2 separate regions of the Homo sapiens genome follow, and region 1 is linked to region 2. A link is a contact called in ENCODE Hi-C or POLR2A ChIA-PET data. All regions are on one chromosome and are shown on one strand. The core of a region is the stretch at or near the end of the contact, and the rest is flanking DNA. Distances in the headings are between cores, read along the strand shown.

Region 1 (4,367 bases), core at 503-3,002, 580 kb after region 2:
GACTCTGTTAAGAAATCCTAATTGAAATTTTCTGAACCTCCCCCCAGCCCTTTTATTCTCTCTCTTCTGCTGATGAAAGACCTTTCATCAGTTCAAAGCTTTTCTTAAGCTCTTTTTTAAGTTAATTGAACTTTTTCTTTATTTATTTTTCAAAAAAATGTTTATATCACATAGACATATTACATCGGCTAAAGTAAGACTTGGCCCACAAATACCTATTTGTTGCTGAATGAATACAATGGATAAAGCAAGGCTGTTGTAGCTGAAGTTACATAGGGAATCCCAAACTCTGCCCTCTTAGCATCTTATTCTACATGACAACTCTCAAGGTACTCACAGATCTGTTTAACCCACTTGAAAAAAAAACACTAAAAATGAAGAAATGCTATAAGTATAAACTATGATTTTATTTATAAATTCTGTATTAAAATGGAATTATATGCAACATTCTTTCATTCTGTAAACTAATTCCATTTGCATTCCTCATAAGCATTGTAGTAAATTGATCATATTACATGTACTAAGGAATGAGATTATATGCAGTAAACCCAACTGGAAGATTAACAATATTAAAATATGAAACATTTTTAAGACAAAGGCATTACTTCTCAGTATTACCAAACCTAAACTGGTTGAAGGTGAAAGTGTGCTATGGCCTTTTCAAGCCTAAGAAGTCTCTCTTACTGAGTAAACCAGAGGCTTGCATCGCTATTCTTTCACCTGTCAATATTAATAAGAAAATAGTCTCATCTCACTTAAATGAGGCAAATGTAATAGTTAAAATTCAACATACTTATAAAAAACTAGTGTCATGTACCTGCCATGAACATGACAAAAGGTTAGTCTTCAATAGACTGAAATGTATAAGAGAAGAACCAAGTCTTACATAGAAAAAAAAGGTAGATATGAAAAGAAAAATCACAGAAGAGAGAATGCAAATGGCCACTAAGTATATGAAAAAAGTCGTATCTTAACAGTGAACAACTGTGTTAGTCTGTATCAATCAGAAGACAGAAACAAGGTAGTAATTTAAACAGGGAAAGTTTAATATAAATAATAATTAAGCTATGATAGGAGAATAATAATAAAGATGAAAAGAGAAGGTACCCTAAGGCTGAGGGAAAGAATCCTAACAAGGAAAGGCAGGAATGAGGGTTTCAGAATTCACTGGAGAAGGTGTGGTTGCAGCCCACTGGAGAGAAGTTTGCTGGCTTGCCCAGGCCAGAGCAGGACCACAGATACTGGACAAGCTGGTACAGCCAACCCCCTAGGTGTGGACCAGCTGAGGCAGGTGGGCAGATATGCAGAGGGACTTGGGGCTTTGCCAAAGGGTAAGCACAAAGAAGGAGTCACGGGTTCTGTTCGAGGCACTGTTGGGATTAGGAGCCGGAGGGACCTACTTTGCAGGAACCTAGCATAACTTTGTGTGACGAGACTGCACAAGACAAAGCTCAGGCAAGTGGCTCAGTAGTTGGCCAGCCCAGCAGGGTCCTCTGTATGAGTGTGCACCCAGCTGAAGAGAAGAAATGGAGAGCAGCAATTGGAGCTTCAGGACCGGCTTGCACTGTGGCTCCAGGTTATACCACCACTGCCCAAAGCAAAAGCTAGAGAAGCAAGTGGAGAAATGCTGGAGAAAGCTGCACCCTACAGGCAACCAGCACTGCAGAAACCACTCCAGGCAAAGTAGTGAAGGAAAAAAGCCTGCTCTCCAGTAGCCTGGCCTGTCAGCCTGGAGGAATCAGGAAAGACCCCTTCCTCTTGCAGTGTGTCTCCAGCGCCCTCTACTGACAAAGTATGCCATCATGCAAGCTGCAAAGGAAACATTTCAAGAGTCTATATCTATTTTCACGGAGCGGGCAACCAACAGTGAATGTGGAGCTGAGAGACAGTAAAATAATAACTGACATGCCACCGAAGTACAAAGTAAAATAAATAAATAAATACACATTTTGGCCTATTAGCAAAGATTAAGAAATGATAACATTAAATACTCAATAAATCACCATGAGATGGGGACTCAAACTTCTGGTAAAAATACAAATAGATATAATTTTTCTTGAAGGCAATTTAGTAGTCTGTTTATCCTATAATTCTACTTGTAAGATCCTATCATATGAAAATAACCAGAGATACAAAGACATTCTGCAAAGATATGTTTTATATTGTTATTTATTGTGACAAAAGGAAATAAAAAGCCTAAATGTTCAGAAAATTATTTTAAAAGATGAAAGAGGGAAATAGGCCATGGACGGTGGCTCACGCCTGTAATCCCAGCACTTTAGGAGGCCAAGGTAGGTGGATCACTTGAGGTTGGGATTTCGAGACCAGCCTGGCCAACATGGTGAAACCCTGCCTCTACTAAAAATACAAAAAATGAGCCGGGTGCAATGGCAGGCACCTATAATGCCAGCTACTCGGGAGGCTGAGGCAGGAGAATCGCTTGAACCCGGGAGGCGGAGGTTGCATGAGCCGAGATGGCGCCACTGCTCTCCAGCCTGGACGACAGAGCAAGACTCCGTCTCTAAAAAAAAAAAAAGAGGGAAATAAACATTTATTTGTATATTGTTATGTAGCCATTAAAATTCTGTTTCCAAGTAATTTTAATTACAGGGGTAAATTCTTATATATCTAAATAAGAATATACACATACACATGTTCCAAAATATTTATTATGTACTTAAGGCATATATATTATATATGTATGTGTGTGTATATATATATGTATTTGTGTGTGTGAACACTAATATTTGCATATATATACACACAAGAAATAAAAACATGTTAAAAATGGCTATATCTGCATTGTAGAATTATGAGTGATTCATGTTTTTCTAACTTCCCTATCTGTATTAAGTGTTCTATAGTTTATATTTGTTACTTTTTACATCAGGAAATAGTAAAGTTATTATTTAAAACTTATGAACAAAAAAGTAACAAGCACATGCAAGCACAGAGTTCTACCAAATGCAAAAAATTTCAAATCAATTATTCAAATGAGACATTAACATCACTTCTGTGGTAGTTTTATATCCATAAAGTCTGATTCTTCTCCTTTGAAGAGATGAAGCTTAATCTTCCTCATCCTGAAAATGGGCTGGACTTAGTGACTTACGTCTTTTTATTTTATTTTTAATTGACAAATAATAATTGTATGTATTTATGGGGTACAATATTATATTATTATATATGTATACATTATGGAATTATTAAATCAAGCTAATTAACATATCCATAACCTCTTATAATTTCTTTGTGGTGAGAACATTTAAAAATGTACTCTTTTAGCAATTAGGGACTTACTTTTAATACAGGAAAATGGAAGAGACTGTGAGACTTTGAAGTAGGTCATAAAAGTCACTGTGGCTTCCTCCTTGCTCTCTCTTGGACCACTTGCTCTGGGGGAAGTCAACTGCCATGTCCTGAGCAGCCCTGGAAAGACCTACATGATGAAGAACTGAGACCTTCTATCAAATGCCAGCAGGGAATTGAGGCCTCCTGTCAACAGCCATTTTAGAAGTAGATCTTCCAGCCTCAGTCAAGCCTTCAGATGACTGCAGCCCTGTCTAATAGCTTGACCGTAATTTCATGAGAGACCTTCAGCCAGAAAACCCAAGGAAACCATTCTGGATTCCTCATCCTCAGAAACTGTATGAGATAAGAAGTGTTTGTTGTAGTACGCCGCTAAATTTGGGGCAATTTGTTACATAGCAATGTATAGCTCATACAATTTCTGGGAAAAAAATAGTTTATTTTCGAATCATTTTTGCATAATGCAAGAATATAAACTTGTCACAGAATAATTTATCCTTGTTTTAGGTGGTCCAAATATTTCATTGTCAGTTATATATTAGCTCAAATTAAATTTTAGATAATATATATTATTATTAATGGTAAAGAATGTGTCACATTTATCTTTATAGCTTTTCTGTACCTAATATTGTGTCTTGTGCGTAGGATGTGCTCAATAAAAATTGATTGAATAAATAAGTGAATGAAAGAATAAATGAATGAGTGAAGGAATTATCTGAAATATTTTTATAAAATTCCCCATATGTATGTATTACTTATTACAAGTCTGGTCCCATAGCTGAAAAAATATTAAACATTATATATATATATATGTTTTTCCCTGATATAGTGGTATATTTTATTATCTCTTGGCTCTACTATGAAATATTCAGTTAGGTGTCATTACTGTTTAATTTGGTTTAGGGCTATTTAGATTGGTTTTTGAAACTGAAGGGGAAAGAAGCCCCTTGCAATGCAATTGATGAAGTGATAAAGACAGCAGGTATAACTATTAGGTGGAGGCATATATATGGGAAAGAACAAGAAATAGGATGTAGTTACAGAGGGCAAAACCTTTC
Region 2 (4,012 bases), core at 1,360-3,859:
ATACCACAACAAAATGGGAAAAATTTAGTTACAAAGACTTTTTTTTTCATTTTTAACCTTTTGCCTGGATAGTTAATTCATTTCAAGAAACAATAAGCTGCAACAAGGGCTTATTTATTACTTTAACATTAATTTCCCCCAATTAATAAGACCTAAATTCTCATGCATAAACAGGAAAACAAATTCACTGCAAATTTTAAAGGAAAACTCATTGAGAGAAGAATGTTAAACGATACTTCAAAATACGGTAACTTCCAAACTCCATCAAACATTAATTATTGAAATTCTACTTAAAAAAGTTCTCCACTAAAAAGTACTGTAAATATTCCATTATTATAGGCATGTGGCCAAAATGTGAAAAAATAATCAAAGATACTTTTTCAATTAAGGCCCTACACAGCTCAGAAATGGTGATAAATCTGTTAATTTAAAACAGTCAATATCACTGGGATAAGAGTTTATCAAACTCAAAGGCAATTTTCAGTGAGAATAACACTAAGGTGTAAATTTCATGGCAAAAGAAAAGATGTCAGACTTAAACCACATTAACTATGAAGAACTAGACAACTAATGTGTCATTATATATATAAAAAAGATGACTGTGGATGGGGACAAGTGGGGAGGCAGACAGTGGCAACCTCTGGAAGATGGAATCTCTTCTCTCTGCTGGTCCTAGAAGAGAAAAGAGACACCAATAAGCATCAACACACTGTCCGAATTCCTCCCCACCCGAGACCCACCAGTCCACAGGTGTTTCTCAACCTTGGGGCCAACCTCACCTTCAGAGATGGTATTCAGTACAAAGAGGGCGTCAAAACCCCCGCCTTATCTTAACTTGCCTAGTGCCCTCTTTAAAAAATAAAAACTATCAAAATATATTACTTTTTTTATAACTATAATCTGCATCAAGTGGAACTGAAAGCAGCCGGGCTGAAATTAGTAACTCTTACAGTGCATAGGGATAATAGCTTTCCAAAACCTTTGCACTCAACTATTTTAAATTATAAAGAGGTCATTATGTGTAACTTAAAAGTTTTGAATTCTACATGAGTTGGTGTGTGTGTACAAAGCAAGGGGCTACAACCAAATTTTGGGGTTGTAACTGTTGTTTGTAATGACTTCCATTCAATGTATGCAGGTCATGGAGAAGATGGGGAGATGGAGTTGTTTACAGCAAGCTGACAGGGAAATTAATCAAGTTGTACTATTTGAAACAAGTTATCCTCACCCTGAAAAGCACCCCTAAAACAACTGAAATTCAAAAAATAATGATACAAACAAGTAATTTAGAGTGACGGCAAATAATTTCCTCAATTCTTTAAAACAAATAGAATTCTACAGAATCTGCTTTTCCTAGGTAGTAGATCTAGCTGGTAGTTCCAAACTAAGTGGAACATTCTTACCCAACCTACTACAGCTTACACAACTCTGATTCACTGTTATTTTCTCACATATCCTTGTGGAAGACCTAGTCACAAGAAATTATGTCCAAAGCAAATCCTATAGGAAGTAATTTTTAAATTCAGACACTCGAGACTAAGATCTAAATGTACACAATAGGGAGTTAACTGATTTAAATTAAATAAACAGTATCTAAGTTTCCACGTTACCAGTCATTGCTTTTCTAGGGATTGTGCTGGGCACTGGCGGATACAAAAACTCGAGTGAGACACAATTTTGGACGTAAAATGGCAATGAAAGCGCATTTCTGGAAGCCCTGAAAGTCTGAAAACAGAGGCTCTTCTGGACTCACAAGCTCTGGGTCAAGAAGATATATTTTCATCTTGTTAAGACGGATTTTGCAACTAAGACTGGTAAAGCATAAGATAGAAGAGTGCGTACCCTGTTGTATTTGCATGGTTCTTGCCAGCAACCAAGACATGTAATGAATCTAAGTCTCATCACCTGACAGAGGTTTAGGGAGGGAGAGCCATACATGAAAAGACTGAGAAATCTGGATTGATATTTGGTTTTGTGAAACCATAAATAATTTTAGAGTTGGAAAAGACTTAGACAACACTATTAACAAAGGAATTCAGAAACGCAAACATTAGTAAGTCATCTGCACAACGCCTACTCCTTTATTTACGAAACACTAAAATAACCAAAGTAAAAACAAATGTTTGACCAAGCCGACCACGTGTTTTTATACTACCTTTTCTTAGTGCCTCAAATGTCTTCCTAAATCAAGTGCACCTGCTGCAAAGATGGAACATTCTGGTGCGAGAGCCCAGAGCAGAGCACGTTTTCGTTCCCCAAGCTGAGGCAACTGCGACTCGCCCGCGCGACCGGCAAGGCCACCTCACAGACAAGGCTGTCCTCGACCCAGCCCGCCGCCGCGCGGCCGCCCACGAGCCTTGGGCCCCACGCGCGCGAGCGCCGCCCGCGCCCCCGCCGACCTCCCACCGCCAGCGGCTCCGCACCCGGCGCCCGCAGCCCTCGTACCTCACACCGCTGCTCCGAAAGCCCCGGAACGCACTCCCGGGCTCTCCCGGTGCCCTTACGGAGGGTGCTGTGCTTCTGCCCAACGCCGGCGCTCGGCCAAGGCGGCCGCGGAGCAGCGAGAAGCCGCGGACCGGCACCGTCATGGCCGCGGATCCCCGGCTTCCGGACTGGGGCTCCACCTCCCGCGACTCCAGTCCTCGCGGCTGGAGGCCTGGCTCCGCCCTCACCCGGGCTGGCAGGGCAGCAAGTAGCGCTTCCCAGCCAGGTTCCGGCAGACACGCAGAGTGGGGTAAAGAGCGGTTCCCAGGACCGGGGACGGAACTGACAGAGTGCCGGGTCCGCAGGGGGCGGGGCCAGGACCCAAGTCCCGGGCCCTCTGAGGATGTGGAAGCGTGCAGTGTGGCCTGGCGACTGGGCCCCGCACCCAGCCAACATATAGCTGGCATTCCCATAGCGACGGCACAGAGAAGGCCTCCAAACTATCACTTTAGGCAGCACGCCCCACTTTCCACCAAGCCAGAGATCCTGCCCAACAGTCTCCGTGACTACGTGGAATTGGATTTAAAGCAGGAAAGAAGTAATAGGTTCATTGTTTCCCACTTCCTTTGTGAGATTCCTTGGAAGTTGGAGAAAAGAACAAAGGTGTGTGGAGAAGGAGCAAAACCTGGCTGAACAAGGAAGGTCTGGACTTTAGGATTTCTATACTTCTACTTTATCATCTCCACTTTTGGAAGGAAATATTGACCAATATCTGTCTTTTCCTGAGTTATGATCAAGTCGATGCAGGCTAAGAACCCTGCATTGTGTGGTGAGCTTGTGTGGTGAGGAAGCAAAATATCTGCTCCCTCTGAAAAAGTAAAACATTAGACTGTCCATTCATTTTGCAAATTAAGACAGACACACAAAAAACAGTCACAGATAAAACCAGCTGGGAAGTTAACAGGAAACAACTTTTCTCCCAAGGTCAGGCTGCTGCTGTTGAGTCAGAACAACGTCTTTCATAGCTGCACTTTTACTGAGAAAACTTGTTTTTTAAAATCATAGACTGTCAGAAAATATGCTCTTTAAAATCATATCAATAAGAATGGGATACCCTACTCTTTCCTGGCTGATCTAAATCCATTTGACACAAATAAGCAGCCTAGAAGAAAATACAGGAAAAAATCTAGGTGACCTTGGGTTTGGCAATGAGACTTTAGATAAAACACTTAAATCACAATTCATAAAAGAAAAAAACAATTTAAACTTCTGCCATGCAAAAGACACTGTTAATAAAGAAACAAATCACATACTGGGAGAAAATATTCGCAAAACATTTTTACAAGACTTACACCCAAAATATACGAAGAACTCTTGAAACTCAACAATTAAAGAAAAAAGAAAAGCAACTCAGTTAAAAGTGAGCAAAAGATCTGAAAACACCCACCAAAAAAGGCATACAGAGGTCAAAAAAAATGGAAAAATATTCAATATCATTTATCATTAAGGAAATACAAATTAAAACAACAGTGAGATACCACTACACTCCCATTAGAACCGCTGAAGTCCAAAAAATTGATAATACGAA

What was found. A loop is a pair of places that touch in the nucleus more often than their neighbours do. ChIA-PET counts read pairs that join two places held with the same protein, here RNA polymerase II (POLR2A). Pooled maps may share reads with other maps.
Region 1: a loop to region 2 is called in a map with no recorded cell type, with 2.7 times the contacts of the local background. The contact joins the enhancer-like site here to the promoter of MTHFD2L in region 2. A Hi-C loop is called at or near these places in 2 of 168 maps with a recorded cell type or tissue (OCI-LY7 and prostate gland), 5 of 37 single-sample maps with no recorded cell type and 1 of 50 pooled maps. POLR2A ChIA-PET finds 5 or more read pairs at or near these places in 1 of 52 experiments (PC-9).

The regions. Positions count from the first base shown.
Region 1 is chr4:73,571,301-73,575,667 of GRCh38, reverse strand. RASSF6 (Ras association domain family member 6) reads left to right here. Exons shown (of 11, transcript NM_177532.5): 11 at 1-4,118. Among named protein-coding and RNA genes, the nearest start is that of RASSF6, 47 kb to the left of the region's middle. Within about 2 kb of position 1,752, at least 2 of the 41 ENCODE cell types and tissues checked have a DNase peak (open chromatin) inside an H3K27ac peak, as active enhancers do; they include OCI-LY7, where a contact is called at or near this core.
Region 2 is chr4:74,156,715-74,160,726 of GRCh38, reverse strand. MTHFD2L (methylenetetrahydrofolate dehydrogenase (NADP+ dependent) 2 like) reads right to left here and starts at 2,609. Exons shown (of 8, transcript NM_001144978.3): 1 at 2,446-2,609. The coding sequence starts at 2,588. RefSeq lists enhancers at 1,955-2,711, 2,712-3,470.